Linked DNA regions of Homo sapiens: region 2 is linked to region 1. Evidence: chromatin contacts called from ENCODE Hi-C or POLR2A ChIA-PET data. All regions are on one chromosome and are shown on one strand. Each heading gives the region's core, a stretch centred on a gene start or an enhancer-like site at or near the end of the contact. The rest is flanking DNA. Distances are from core to core; before and after follow the strand shown. Region 1 has its middle 59 kb from the start of CAPZA2. Region 2 overlaps ST7 (suppression of tumorigenicity 7).

The links. A loop is a pair of places that touch in the nucleus more often than their neighbours do. ChIA-PET counts read pairs that join two places held with the same protein, here RNA polymerase II (POLR2A). Pooled maps may share reads with other maps.
Region 2: a pooled map shows a loop between it and region 1 (2.1-fold over the local background). The contact joins two enhancer-like sites. A Hi-C loop is called at or near these places in 4 of 168 maps with a recorded cell type or tissue (Caco-2, HepG2, PC-3 and 1 more) and 4 of 50 pooled maps. POLR2A ChIA-PET finds 5 or more read pairs at or near these places in 1 of 52 experiments (PC-9).

The regions. Positions count from the first base shown.
Region 1 is chr7:116,800,229-116,807,679 of GRCh38, forward strand. No RefSeq gene overlaps it. Among named protein-coding and RNA genes, the nearest start is that of CAPZA2, 59 kb to the right of the region's middle. Within about 2 kb of position 2,688, at least 11 of the 41 ENCODE cell types and tissues checked have a DNase peak (open chromatin) inside an H3K27ac peak, as active enhancers do.
Region 2 is chr7:117,106,622-117,114,072 of GRCh38, forward strand. The region is part of intron 2 of ST7 (suppression of tumorigenicity 7); the gene reads left to right. ST7-AS2 (ST7 antisense RNA 2) reads right to left here. Exons shown (of 5, transcript NR_109981.1): 5 at 5,671-6,046. Among named protein-coding and RNA genes, the nearest start is that of ST7-AS2, 35 kb to the right of the region's middle. RefSeq lists enhancers at 3,887-3,966, 4,007-4,226. Within about 2 kb of position 4,155, at least 4 of the 41 ENCODE cell types and tissues checked have a DNase peak (open chromatin) inside an H3K27ac peak, as active enhancers do.

The DNA.
Region 1 (7,451 bases), core at 1,438-3,937:
CTGGCACACCATAGTTGTTCAATAATCATAATATCATTATTATCTTTAGTCTTAGACAATAAAAGCCCATGTATAGGTAGCCTTAGTTGGCTAAAGGGAAATGAGGCTTGGAGGGGCATTACAGATGTTTAAATCCAAATTCTTACCCCATTCTTTTTGTTTTTGTTTTTTGTTTGTTTTTTGGTTTTTGTTGTTGTTTGTTTTGTTTTGTTTTTGAGACAGAGTCTCACTCTGTTGCCCAGGCTGGAGTGCAGTGGCATGATCTTTGCTCACTGCAACCTCCACCTCCTGGGTTCAAGCGATTCTCCTGCCTCAGCCTCCTGAGTAGCTGGGATTAGAGGTGTCCACCACCACAACAGCTAATTTTTGTATTTTTAGTAGAAACGGGGTTTCACCATGTTGGCCAGGCTGGTCTTGAACTCCTGACCTCAGGGGATCTGCCCGCCTCAGGCTCCCAAAGTTCTGAGATTACAGGCATGAGCCACCATGCCCAGCCAACTTCTTACCCCATTCTTCACCTCACACCTGCTTTATATACAGTAGAAACAGCTGTGATTCTGCCTCATCCTGCATATGACAGTGAGGGTGAGAGAGGAGAAAGGTGACAAGACAGTGGCACTGGCAAGAGAACTCCCTCACTTCTTTCTCTACACTCCCCACTATCACTTTAATTACTTCTCCTGTGACAGATTCCTTTTTTCTGTTTTAGCCTTTAGACCTGGAATACACAACAGACATGGAAGAGAACATTCTGTCTAAATGACAGGCATGTTGCATGAAGGTGCAAGAATAAGAGCCATAGTCTTCAGTATTGGTGTCTAGAAATTATTATTGTTCCTCATTTTTGCTCAAATGTTAATAGATGGTTAATGATCATTCAGGTTGAAGAAAAAGTAAACTAAGTACAGTATTGTTTTAGTTATGTGCTATGTGTTTGAAGATGAGGAATACATGACTAGACACACATAGCAAGTTACACAGGCACACATGACTCACTGTTGTAGCACTTCAGACAGTTTCAAGACACAGAGAGGTATGCAGACGTTATGCCCCAAAGGAAGAAATGCTTATTGCTGTTTTTCTTTTTCATATTTGAGGGGTTCTTTCAGGACTATCTCAATTCCTTATCTATCAAAGAATTGGAAAGAACTTCAGTCATAAACCAATGAAATATTTCAGTTGGTGAATTGAAGGTAATAAAATGGATGCTTGCCCAAACTGTCCTTTGTTGTAAATTATTCCAGAGAACTAGATTACGTCAGCCAAAGATATTGATCACAATGCTGAGAGGTTTATAACTACTATTAACTTACCATGTGACCCCAGGGCAGAAATCTAGGAAAATTGCAAAAGCATATCTACTGTAATGAAAAGCCCATCATTAATAGGACTTACTATCTTGTCATCCAACTAGTACTATGTTGGCTTCAAGGCAAATATTTAACAAACATTTGAAACAGAAAGCACTTCTGTCTTCTCCCTTTTATCTTCCATTGATGTTCCCGAGCTATTCTGATGAATGTGTTTTTGTTCTTATCAATAAAACATGTAGGTTAAAATAAGTGAATATATTTATAATTATTAGCCTATATAAATTAGCATCCAAATATTGAAATAGCTCCTACTCCTTTATTATTACTATCATTATTTTAATAAGGAGTTAGCTCCTCATGTAGACCAGTTTAGAATACGGCTCAAGTCCAATTCTCCTGCGTAGTTAAACCCTACCTGGTTAAGCATTCTGAAAACTAGTTACTCTTTTTTTTTTCTTTTTTTGAGATGGAGTCTCTCTCTGTCACCCAGGCTGGAGTGCAGTGGTTCAATCTCGGCTCACTGCAACCACCACCTCCTGGGTTCAAGTGATTCTCCTGCCTCAACCTCCCAAGTAGCTGGAATTACAGGCATGCATCACCACACCCAGCTAATTTTTGTATTTTCAGTAGAGATGGGATTTCGCCATGTTGGCCAGGCTGATCTCCAGTTCCTGGCCTCAAATGATTGCCACCTCAGCCTTCCAAAGTGCTGGGATTACAGGTGTGAGCCACCACACCCGGTGGAAAACGAGGTACTCTTAGAGAAGCAATTCTGAGATGAAAATGGCCATATTTAGAATGCATAAACAGACATCTCTGATTTAAATTAACTACTAATTTAACGTTATTTTTGAAGCACTGGGCCCAAATTACAATGAGAATTAATTCTTATTCCTTTCTTGAAAAGAAGCCCTTTGTCTTTGTGCATTCAATTTTTCACTGTCACATGAGTACATTCTTTTCACCGCATGAGTCCCAGGCTGGCAGAAACATCCACTAATCCTTAGACCTCTTGGCTGGAACGACAAAAATGCATAAAATCTTACCAGGCCAAAAGAGATCAACTTTAAAAATCTTTGGCATCCAAACATGTCAGAACTGTTTTTCGCTGGTTCTGCAAACCATTTGTGTTCTTCATTTATGGTCCAGGGGATCTGTAATGTCAGTTCCTACTTTTATTGGGCAGCCTGGAATTTTTAAGCACCATATTTCCTTTACCTTTCTTGGTGGTTTATAATTTTCACCGCTGTTTTTACGAGTTTTCTTCTCTATGTCTCTAAGCCTAAGTGTGGAGATGTGGTAATAGACAGCCTGCTCTTTGCCAATCAAAGCCCTTACTTTGACGTTGGCCACTTTGTTCCTGTGACATCTGCTCTTTCCATTATAGACAAACTGGGGCTTTCCTTCTGCAGAACTGTGACTAAACAACCACCATATTCATCAGTGGCAACAATTCTTGTAAACAAGAAACGCTGAATACAAAGGCTTTGTGAAATCCTGCCCCCAAGAGGCCACATGTCTAAAGTCAGTCACGTGGTCCTCAGAAATGATTTTAGAAGTCTCAGTAAAGAAAAATTACAGAGACACTCAAATATCCTAGTGTGATACTGCTGTAAAACTTCTTCTAATTTTTTGTTAAGCTGTGAGAAAGGGCCTATGGAAACACCTGGATGAAGCAGCAAATCACTGTCCCAAAGTCACTAAAAATCATATTTCAGAAAGGAAATATCTAGCGTTAAAACAACATAGATGCATTTTTGAAAACAAATTGAATTGAGAAAAATAATAATGATAACAATAATGATCTAATCCCAGGACATGTCACAGGAATTAATGACTGACTAAAAGCTAATGGTCTAAGGTAATGCTCTCAGGAATTAGTCTTGCTTATTGAACTGCTATTGTTTTAGTAAACGAATGCTTAAACTGACAGAAAGTAAAAAATCAGGGCTGCCATTATGGAGCCTGGTTGATTCAAAGTGGGGCAGGGGGAGAAGCTAAAGCAAAAAAAAAAAAAATGCATCATTTGATCATTTGCTGTTCTTACTCAATTTTTTAAGTTCGTTTGTCGTTCACAAATTATAGATTCTTTATCATTTTTTTCTTTCATGTATCTGTATGTACTTTTACTTTTGTACTTTAAGGATGTGTTTACTTATGCATTGTTTTATTGACAGAGAAGTAATCTGATAATAAAAATGCAACTCCCTCTAGTGTAGGCATATCAAAGATCTAACATTCTGTTTGCCTAGAATCGTTTTATTTTAAATACTCTGATCTGAAGAAAATGTGGATCCTCGGCCGGGCGCAGTGGTTCACGCCTGTAATCCCAGCACTTTGGGAGGCCGAGGTGGGTGGATCACCTGAGGTCAGGAGTTTGAGACCAGCCTGGCCAACATGGTGAAACCCTGTCTCCTACTAAAAATACAAACATTGGCTGGGCGTGGTGGCGGGTGCCTGTCTGTAATCCTAGCTACTCAGGAGGCTGAGGCACGAGAATCGCTTGAACCCCGGAGGCAGAGGTTGCAGTGAGCCGAGATTGCACCGCTGCACTCCAGCTCGGGCAACAGAGTGAGACTTTGTCTCAAAACAAAAAAAACAAAACAAAAAAAAAGAAGTGGATCTTCCATGTGGGCTTTAGAATAGTGCCTCAAAATTATACTTCACTTAGAACTTATTACTCAACATCTTATTTCAAGAGTATTCTAACAGCTGACTTCTTGATTCTACCTTTCCGTATTGCCTCTTCCTTATAACCCCAAAACAGCTACCAAAATTATATATCTGATCACTTCACTTTCCTGCTTAAAAACCTATGCCCATTCCTAGATGTTCTCTGTGCAGATCCTTTGTTGTTTCATTTTGTTTATTTTTATTATAAAATATATTTTTGAGGAAAAAATTTTAAATTGGACAAAAAGATATAAAGTGAACAGGAAATATCCTCCGACCACTTTCTCTCCCCCTCCATCCTCACTCCCCATGGGTAGCTAATATTAATGCACTTTTTCAGAAATGTTCCACTCTGCATCAGTGGAACTGAACTAAACCAGACACTTTAGTACATCCTTCAATAACCTTTGTCTTATTGACCGAACTATGACTCGGCACACCCTTCCCCAGTCAAGAATATTGTTCTTCTACCTCTGTGACTTTGAACTCTCAACAGAAATATCCCCCTTTGGGGTATGAGCCATATAAACAGGGCTAGACCAAGCTCTGTGAACTACCCCCTCCCCCACTGACTTATAATTTGATATTGCTTCAAACCAGTATCCTTTACCTTTGTTTTGCTCAACTTTTATTTAAATGGAGAGGAGATTAAAATGATTTTCTCTTAATAAAAAATTAAAGAAAGAGATTCACTTGTTTCTATTTGCCAAAGCAGAATAAATATATTTTTAATCAACAAAATAGTATGCTTTTCTAAAATTCTAGTTCTGTTTTTCAATGGAAATTTGCAGTGAAAGTTTCCAGATGCTTGGAAGTTATAAAGAGTTTTAAACTTAGGTAATAAAAATAAATCACCCATTTATGATAAGCAGCACTCTGTGAAAGATTATTTCAGAATCTCAGCTGACTGACAACTTTTAGGAGACTGAACTGTACTTAAGTGTGGCAAACATGCATCATAGAGATGGGTTGTTTACTGTAGCAAGTTACTTGCCTTCGGTCCAACTGTCCTTTTGGCAGAAGCACACCAATCTAATTTTGCCTGTTACATAAAGAGCCACATGTGGAAACCTGAGTCGCCTGACATCATGTTACTGACTTAATCCAGTCATAATTCAGCGCCCAGAGAGCGGCTGGCAGGCCCACCCACCCCCCACTCTCACTCTCGATGTATTCATGATAGCACAGAGGTTAGCTGGACACACTTGGGAATCAGATATGCTAGGTCAGACTCATTTCCACCACTTATCAGTAGTGCGATTTTGGACCAATTGCGTAACCCTCCTAAGCCTCAGTTTCTGAATCCATAAAGTAGAAATACTAACAGTGGCTTCCTCATAAGATTGTGCAAAGATTGAATGAGACAATGTGTGCAAAGCTCTCAAAGGGTGGCAGTCATTATTGCCGGAGACCTTGATTTTACTTTTTAAATTTTTATTCAAGACTCTAGAATAAAATTACCTCCACAGATGTCCAAAGTTTGGCACAGTTCAGAAAAGTCTGAAGGTAAAAATCATGAAAACAGACATTGATTTTCTTCATCCTTTTTGGTAGTATCAACCTAATAGAAACTGGACCAGGGTCCTGATCCAGTCTGACTTTACTGCCTATGTGACCTTCCACATTACTTAAAAGTTGTGCTTTTCTTGTCTATAAAAAATTAAGATTATACCTCACAGCATTGATTGTAAATATTAAATTGTGTAAGATTTTACACAAGTACAAGGTGTTATTATGGTTCATCAGAATGTAATTTTTTTACTTTGAAAATCTCCGTAGAACTCATCTGATTCACAAAATTCCCTCTAACCAACCCCAGCACTTCATTTGCTCCCACATAATTGCTGGAGTTGTTTACACAAATCTGTACTCAGAATCAAAGAGCTCAAGGCTGGAGAAGTCAGGGAATCTGGCCCTGGGCCTCTGCTTGAACATTCTGGGTGCTGGTCGCTAGCTGACCCTTAAACAACTCCATGTCCTCTTTGGAGTTCAAAGTTTGGGGGTAAAATCACTACCCCCTCTCAAAGATAAACACAAATGGAGCTCCAAGGTGGTGTCCGGTGCTAACATGAGACATGTTGAGTGTGAATCTCATCAGAGCAGTGTTTTTCCAACATAATAAACTGCCCTTTGTTCAAATCAGAAACTGATTTCACTCGATTTTCCCAAATCGGCCCTGCCAGGTTTCCTTGATTTAATTGTATATTTTTTGTCTGCTGACAATGGAAAGCAGAAGAAAATAGTCTCGCTAAGGAAATGAAATATTACCAAGAAAAACAGGCATTCTCACACTGTGTGAGGTGGTTTTTTTTTTCTTCACATTCAATTTGTATAAGAAAAAAGGTCTCTACCCTTTGAAACAACAGCATTATTGCAGTGACTATTAGGTCATATCTACATGGCCCAAAAGAAAATGTTGGAAAGAAAATTAACTAGTTCATAAGGGTATGGGCAACATTATTTTTAAAAGGAAATGGTTCTTCATACATAGAGAGAATAATAAATGGGAGCAAAAAAATGCAAGTTAGGCAATTATTTAAATAATTCCAATTTTAAAATATGTACTTAACTAAAGCATCCGTGGAGTTCAGGTAAAATCATTTAGAGGGAACGCAAATTAACCAAATCACTACTGAAATTCTTCACTTTTTAAGCTAAAATTGCTTGTTCTTGCTTTAATACCAGAGAAGACCTGAGTCCTGGTTGACTGTTAGTGAGGAGTTGTATCAAAAGAACAAAGGTTTGAAGCCAGTTAGGGCCAGGTGCCTATCTCAGCTCTGCCATCTACTCATCATTTGCCCATCAGCAAATTCAATTTTTCATTTATTTGGTTTAAAAATATTACTGAGACCCTTCTACGTGATAGGTGCTATTGCAAAGAAGGAAGATACAGCAGGCAATATACTAGCCAAGCCTGTTGCTCCCAAGGGGCATTTATTCCAAAGCAGGGAGAAAGAAAGAGAGACAAAAGGCAGGGGGAGGGAGGAAGGAGGGGAGAAAAGGGGAAAGGAAGGAAAGAGAAAAAAGAGAAAGATAAGAGATAAACAACAAAACTATCAACATTTGGTGGTATGAAGCCATGGAACCAGAATGAGACTATCTAGGGATCGGTACCAGAGAGGGCCAAGGATGCAGCCTTAGGGCACAACAGTGCCTAGAGGTCAGGGAGGTGAGATTGAAGAGGCCTTACTTATCTCGTCATAAAATGCTAGGTTATCACCTACAAAGATTTTTTTTTTTTTTGAGATAAGGTCTTGCTATGTGGCCCAGGCTGGAGTGCAATGGCTTGATCTCAGCTCACTGCAGCCTCCACCTCCCAGGTTCAAGTGATTCTCCTGCCTCAGCCTCCTGAGCTGGGATTACAGGTGTGCACCACCATTCCCAGCTAATTGTTTTTTTTTTTTTTTTTTTTAGACTGAGTCTTGCTCTATCGCCGAGGCTGGAGTGCAGTGATGTAATCTCGGC
Region 2 (7,451 bases), core at 2,905-5,404, 310 kb after region 1:
TTTTTTTTTTTTTTTTTGAGTTGGAGTCTTGCTCTGTTGCCCAGGCTGGAGTGCAGTGGTGCTTTCTCGGCTCACTGCAATCTCTGTCTCCCGGGTTCACACCATTCTCCTGCCTTAGCCTCCTGAATAGCTGGGACTACAGGCGCCCGCCACCATGCCCGGCTAATTTTTTGTATTTTTAGTAGAGACGGGGTTTCACCGTGTTAGCCAGGATGGTCTCGATCTCCTGACCTCATGATCCACCTGCCTCGGCCTCCCAAAGTGCTGGGATTACAGGCGTGAGCCACTGTGCCTGGCCCATTGTATCATTCTTAATGCCTTTGCGTCCTCATAGTTTAGCTCCCACTTATGAGTGAGAACATACTTTTGGCTTTCCATTCCTGAGTTACTTCACTTAGAATAATGATGTCCAATTCCATCCAGATTGCTGCAAATACCATTATTTCATTCCTTTTTATGGTGGAGTAGTATTCCATGGTGTGTGTGTATGTGTATATATATATATATGTATACATACACACACACCACATTTTCTTTATCCACTTATTGATGAGCATTTGGACTGGTTCCATATTTTTGCTATTGCAAATTGTGCTGCTATAAACATGCGTGTACAAGTATCTTTTTTGTATAGTGACTTCTTTGCCTCTGGGTAGGTACCTGGTAGTGGGATTGCTGGATCCAATGGTAGATGTACTTTTAGTTCTTTAAGGAATCTCCAGTGTTTTCCATAGTGGTTGTACTAGTTTACATTCCCACCAGCAGTGTAAAAGTATTCCCTTTTCACCACATCCATACCCATATCTATTATTTTTTTACTTTTTATTATGGTCATTCTTGCAGGGGTGAAGTGGTGCTGCATTGTGGTTTTGATTTGCATTTCCCTGATCATTAGTGATGTTGAGCATTTTTTTCATGTTTATTGGCCATTCGTATATCTTCTTTTGAGAATTATCTATTATTCATGTCCTTAGCCCACTTCTTTTTTTTTTTTTTTTTTTTTTTTTTGAGACAGAATTTTCACTCTTGTTGCCCAGGCTGGAGTGCAATGGCACAATCTCGGCTCACTGCAACCTCTGCCTCCTGGGTTCAAGCAATTCTCCTGCCTCTGCCTCCCAAGTAGCTGGGATTACAGGCATGTGCCACCATGCCTGGCTAATTTTTTGTGTTTGTTAGAGACAGGGTTTCACCATGTTGGCCAGGCTGGTCTGGCCAACTTCTGACCTCAGGTGACCCACCTGCCTCGGCCTCCCAAAGTTCTGGGATTGTAGACGTCAGCCACTGCACCCGGCCCTTAGCCCACTTTTTGAAGGGATTTTTTTCTTTCTTGCTGATTTATTTGAAATCCTTGTAGATTCAGGATATTAGTCCTTTGTCAGATGTGTAGATTATGAAGATTTTCTGCCACTCTGTGGGGTGTCTGTTAATTCTGCTGATTATTTCTTTTGCTGTGCAGAAGCTTTTTAGTTTAATTAAGTCCCATCTATTTATCTTTTTTTTTGTTGCACTTGCTTTTGGGTTCTTGTTCATGAAGTCTTTGCCTAAGCCAATGTCTAGAAGGGTTTTTCCAATGTTATCTTCTAGAACTTTTATGGTATCAGGTCTTAGATTTAAGTCTTTGATTCATCTTGAGGTGATTTTTGTATAAGGTGAGCGATGAGGATCTAGTTTCATTCTTACTCATGTGACTTGCCAATTATCCCAGCACCATTTGTTGAATAGGGTGTCTTTTCCACACTTTATATTTTTGCTGTGCTTTGTCCAAGATCAGTCGACTGTAAGTATTTGGCTTTATTTCTGGGTTCTTCATTCTGTTTCATAGGTCTATATGCCTGTTTTTATACTAGTACCAAGCTGTTTTGGTGACTGTGGCCTTATAGTATAGTTTGAAGTCAGGTAATGTGAATCTCCAGATTTGTTCTTTTTGCTTAGTTTTGCTTTGGCTATGCAGGCTCTTTTTAGGTTCCATATGAATTTTTTGGTTGTTTTTTTCTAGTTCTGTGAATAATGATGGTGGTATTTTGATGGGAATTGCATTGAATTTGTAGATTGCTTTCGGCAGTATGGTCATTTTCTCAATGTTGATTCTACCCATCCATGAGCATGGGATGTGTTTCCATTTGTTTGTGTTATCTGTGATTTCTTTCAGCAGTGTTTTGTAGTTTTCCTTGTAGAGGTTTTTCACCTCCTTGGTTAAGTGTATTCCTAAGTATTTTTTTATTTTTTTATTTTTACAGCTACTGTAAAAGTGGTTGAGTTCTTCATTTGCTTCTCAGCTTGGTCGCTGTTGGTGTATAGCAGGGCTACTAATTTGCGTACATTAATTTTGTATCCTAAAACTTTGCTGAATTCATTTACCACTCCTGGGAGCTTTTTGGATGAGTCTTTAGGGTTTTCTAGGTATATGATCATGTCATCAGCAAACACTTGACAGTTTGACTTCCTCTTTACCGATTTGAATGCCCTTTATTTCTTTCTCTTGTCTGATTGCTGTGGCTAGGATTTCCAGTACTATGTTGAATAGAAGTGGTGAAAGTGGGCATCCTTGTCCTGTTCTCAGGGTAAATGCTTTCAACTTTTCCTCGTTCAGTATAATGTTGGCTGGGGGTTTGTCAGAGATGGCTTTTATTACCTTAAGTATGTCCCTTCTATGCCAATTCTTTTGAAGAGATGAATAAAATTGATAGACCATTGGTGAGATTAAGCAAGAGAAGAAGAGAGAAGATCCAAATAAGCTCAATTAGAAACGAAATAGGAGATATTACAACTGATACCACAGAAATACAAAAGATAATTCAAGGCTACTTTGAACCCCTTTACACACATAAACTAGAAAACCTAGAAGAGATGGATGAATTCCTGGAAATATACAACCATCCTAAATTAAACTAGGAAGAAATTGAAAGTCTGAACAGATTGAAATGGTAATTAAAAAGTTACCAACAAAAAAAAGTCCAGGACCAGATAGACTCACAGCTGAATTCTATCAGACATTCAAAGAAGAATTGGTACCAATCCTATTGACCCTATTCCAAAAAATAAAGAAGGAATCCTCCCTAAATTATTCTGTGAAGCCAGTATCACCCTAATGCCCAAACCAGGAAACAATATAACAAAAAAATAAAACTACAGATCAATATCTCTGATGAACGTAGATACAAAAATTCTCAGTAAAATATTAGCTAACTGAATCCAACAGCATGTCCAAAAAGATAATTCACCATGAACAAGTGGGTTTCATACCAGGGATGCAGGGATGGTTTAACATATGCAAGTAAATAAATGTGATACACCATATAAACAGAATTAAAAATGAAAATCACATGATCATTTCAATAGATGCAGAAAAAACATTTGACAAAATCCAGCACCCCTTTATGATTAAAAACCTACCTTAATATTCCTAAATAGAGGCAACTTCAGACTGGGAAAATGCTTGGTAAATTCTTACTAAATATATGCCCCAAACATGGCAATCTTTTAGCATATATGTTTTGTGGGAGGGAGAAGGGAAGGCATTACAAGTCTCCCTCTGATGATTATCATTTACATTTACAATAGTATTTTAACATTTTCATTCAAAACATCTTGGAAATATTTTTAAGTAAGCAAATAGAAAAAAAGAACTTTTCTGGATACAATTTCATACTGAAACCAGTAATTCACTCTGATGCTGAAAGGTAGGCTTTTGTCTTTTGTTTATACATTCCTCCTCTCAGAGGAGGGTCACTGAAGACTGTTACCTACTTAGATGATGCCAGGCACTGATCTAAAGCACTTTGCATGCTAACTCATTTACTCTTCCCCACCGTACAACAGGGTCATTGCTAATGGTTGTTTCCTTTTTACTTACAGGTAGGCTCAATAGGTAGAATAGGCCAGTTAGTAACCTGCCTTCAGTCACACAGCTAGCAATGGAGGAGCAGGGTTGGAACCCAGGCCATCTTGTGCAGGCAGCCTGCACTCTGTCACTCATTTCACTGCCTCTGTGGTCAGCTGTTTTTCTAGCCTGCTGTACAAATGGTAGGTCTGGACTTTATTCTAGCAGTAGCGTGGTGTAGATTCACAGGCTATAAATTAATTACCTCCGTGTGGGTTGTTTCCTTTCACTCTGGTGAGCTAGGCCTAATGGTTGTTTTCCTTTTTAACTCAAAGATGGGGAAGCCCCAACAGCAATAAAGGGATTTCCCTAGAGCCTGGCTGCCTTTGCAGATCTGGGCTGGTGAGGTTTTCTGTGCCCCTGCTGAACCGGATGATCATTGCTGGGCTATCTTATGGTACATTTGTCTTGCAGCATTCTCAGGAAGCAGAGGATGCTTCCGACTGATAGGAAACTTTGAGCAAAGGAAAACCTCTCCTGTAGGAACATTTTGAAAGGTCTCTCTCAAAATGCTGGTCTGTAGTGAGAGCTAAATAACTACAGTGTGTACAGCTTTAGGCTCCTGCTTTAGAGCTTGTTGACATGCCTAGCCTTTAGGGACTCAGCTTTGCCAGGCCTCGAAATGAACCCAGGGTAAGGTTTCTATTCAGCCACTATCCTTTTCTGCTGAGTGCATTTCAGGGAGAGGCAGCATTGAGGTAAAGGATCAGGTGCTCTGCAAAATAGTTGTGTGCATGGAAATGCTTAGCAGTTTGCTTCCTGGCCCCAGGGAGATAATTACCTAACTGCTCTCACCTAAGCAATGTCCTAGGAGCCTGCCATGGACATTTAAAGTACACGGCTGACCCTGGGGAAATTGATTATTTGGGGGCCTCAGGATTTCTATGCTGGAGACTAAAATTATCAAATTAAATTTGATTTCTTTGGAAGAGAGAGCTAAAAACAAAGAAAAACCCTGATGTTTCCTCTGTAAAGAAAAAGTCAATTAACTGAACAGATATACAATGTACTTAAAAATAAACAGGTGTATATTTTATTAGATATCCCTAATACTTCTTAGTTCACAAGGTGAAAGCTAGCAATGACTTTGTTATACCATCTAGCTCACTCTTCCCTTTTAGTTCCTATGCCTATACCCATCCATCCAGCTTTTTCCCTTGCTTAATTTCAAGATACCCCTCTGCCTGCTTGGCACAAGCCTTCCCATCCCAGTCCAGTTCCATCCACAAGAACTGCACCTGTCATCACAGTCCAGACCTGCCAAGTTAGTCTTATCTGCTAGCAAAGACATGCCCAGCCTCTGCAGGGAGTGTTTATTATAGTGGAGAAAATCTCTGGATTTTGCTTCGCTTTTGAGAGTGGTAAGGTGGATATGTGCAGAAAATGCTCCCCTTAATTATCTCAAAATGTTGATAGAATGCATACAATTCTGTATGTTGCATTGACATTTATACATAGATTCCTATATCCCTATTAAAATGTGTGTGTATGTATTTCATTGGATATAGGGATCAATACACATTTTAATAGGATACAGGATATGTATATTTGTGTATATGTATATAGATATACATATATGTACATATATATGCATGTGTGTGTGTGTGTATATATATATATAACAGAGGTATTTTTAAGAGGCATCCAGAGCATAATTTTTAGAAGTCAGAATCAAGAACAGGAAATGGAGAAAATCAGAATGGTAAATAAAATAATTAATTCATGGATTAAATGTAAAAGAAGTGTGTTTTTGGGAAAGTGGTAGCAGATGACGATTGAATAGGAATGAGTTATAACAAAAGATCTATTTATTGAGTTACCACTCCATGCCAGGTGTACTATATTAAGCACTTTGCATATATTATTTCATTTAGTTCTGATTGAAATTCTGAGTGGTGGGTATGACCAGTGTCTTTATATTGCTAAGTAAAAACAGACACAAAGTTTAAATAATTTGGCCAAGGTTATATAGCAGTTAAATCATGAGATTTGAACCCAGATCTCTCTGACCTTGCCTTCCATCACCTCTTATTCAAAAGTAAAGGAGCGGAGTTGAAGATTGCTATGTCTCCTTTCATTCCTTTTTCATCCATCTCAAGAAGTTGAACAGCACTCAGGTAGCACTTTAATTGATAGCCATATGGATCACCCAAAATAATGGTGATTCTGGAACGAAGAGTGGAAAAAGACACAGGGAAACTTGATTAGAAGGGCTCTTGGGGGATTGGGGTGGGAAGCAGCCCATAAATGTCAAGCTGTGTCATCTCTGAAGCACCTTGTCTCTTGACTCTAGAATAAAGAATGAGAGAGATGCTGTGAGGGCCAGATGGCTGGGGAGCCTGCAGACAATGAGAGGAAATAGGCTCATTTAACCTTGTCAAATTACAGCTTCTTGTGTTCACCACGGAAGTAAATGATCTTCTGCAGGGGACCCCGTGTCAGGCAAAGAAAGTAGATTGATACCTCTCGTGGACTGATTGTGGATTTCAGCATTTGGGTAGAACAGATTAATGATAAGATATGGCAGAAGTGAAGAAGGTGAATGAGCTAATGGCGGATAAAGGGACAAAACTGCCATTTTGGCTTTTTCAGCTTGCATTTCAGCACAAATTGAGAGACTTGAAAGTCATATAGTTGCAGTGCTGAGGCAGGAATGCTCAGAAGCAATCCACTTTAAATCAGTAAAGACCTAAGGACTAGGCATTCAGAAAACTTGTGACTTACCTACGAAACTTTGCTAGGTAAGGATGGAGTGAAGACTAGAATTTAAATTTCCACCACTCTGCCCTAGCATCTTTCTGCCTCTCATAAGGTTTGCCTGGGAAGGTGGATAGCAGCAGGGTGTAGCGGTTGATATTTTCATTTTAACAGACACACAGAAGTGGGTCAGGTAGATAAGAAGGAGAGAGTGGGGAGAGGGAAAGAGAAAAGAAAAAGGAAAAGAAAGAGAGAAGAGGAAGACTGCAACCTTCTTTGGAGGAAACATTTTTTCTTTTTCTAATTGGCCATGGGTTAGGCCAGATTTGTCCAGCCTAGAACATAGACCAATGCTTAGCACATTTATCATTATATTTCATTTGTGTGATCGTTTATTGTCTTCTTCCTCTTTAGAATAGGCAGGAACCATATCTGTGTTTCTGTGTGCTACTGTATATGAAATGCCAGGGTAAATACTTAGAAAATATTTGTCAAATGCACATAAGATCCAAGGAATGAATGAATGAAACTGACTGCATCAGAATTATCTGGGAGCTTGTTTAAAATGATAGATTCTGAGCACCACCCAGACCAACTGAATTAGAATCTCTAGAGGAGGGACCTAGAGGACAGCTGGCAGGGCTTGGGATGAATGACACAGGCTGGCTTTTCCCAATTCTCAGTGGTCTCCAGGGCTTTGTTCAGGAGAGTTACCCTCCCTTTTAGGCCATAGTAGTTAATGCTGCGGTGGAAAATCTCATCCTGTGAACTTAGAGACACTGAGGTGGGGATGGACCATTGGCTGTTGACCTTGAAGAGAGCCTTACTTCCCTGTGTTTTCTTAAAGTCTCGGCAACAGGTGGCCACAAAGGCG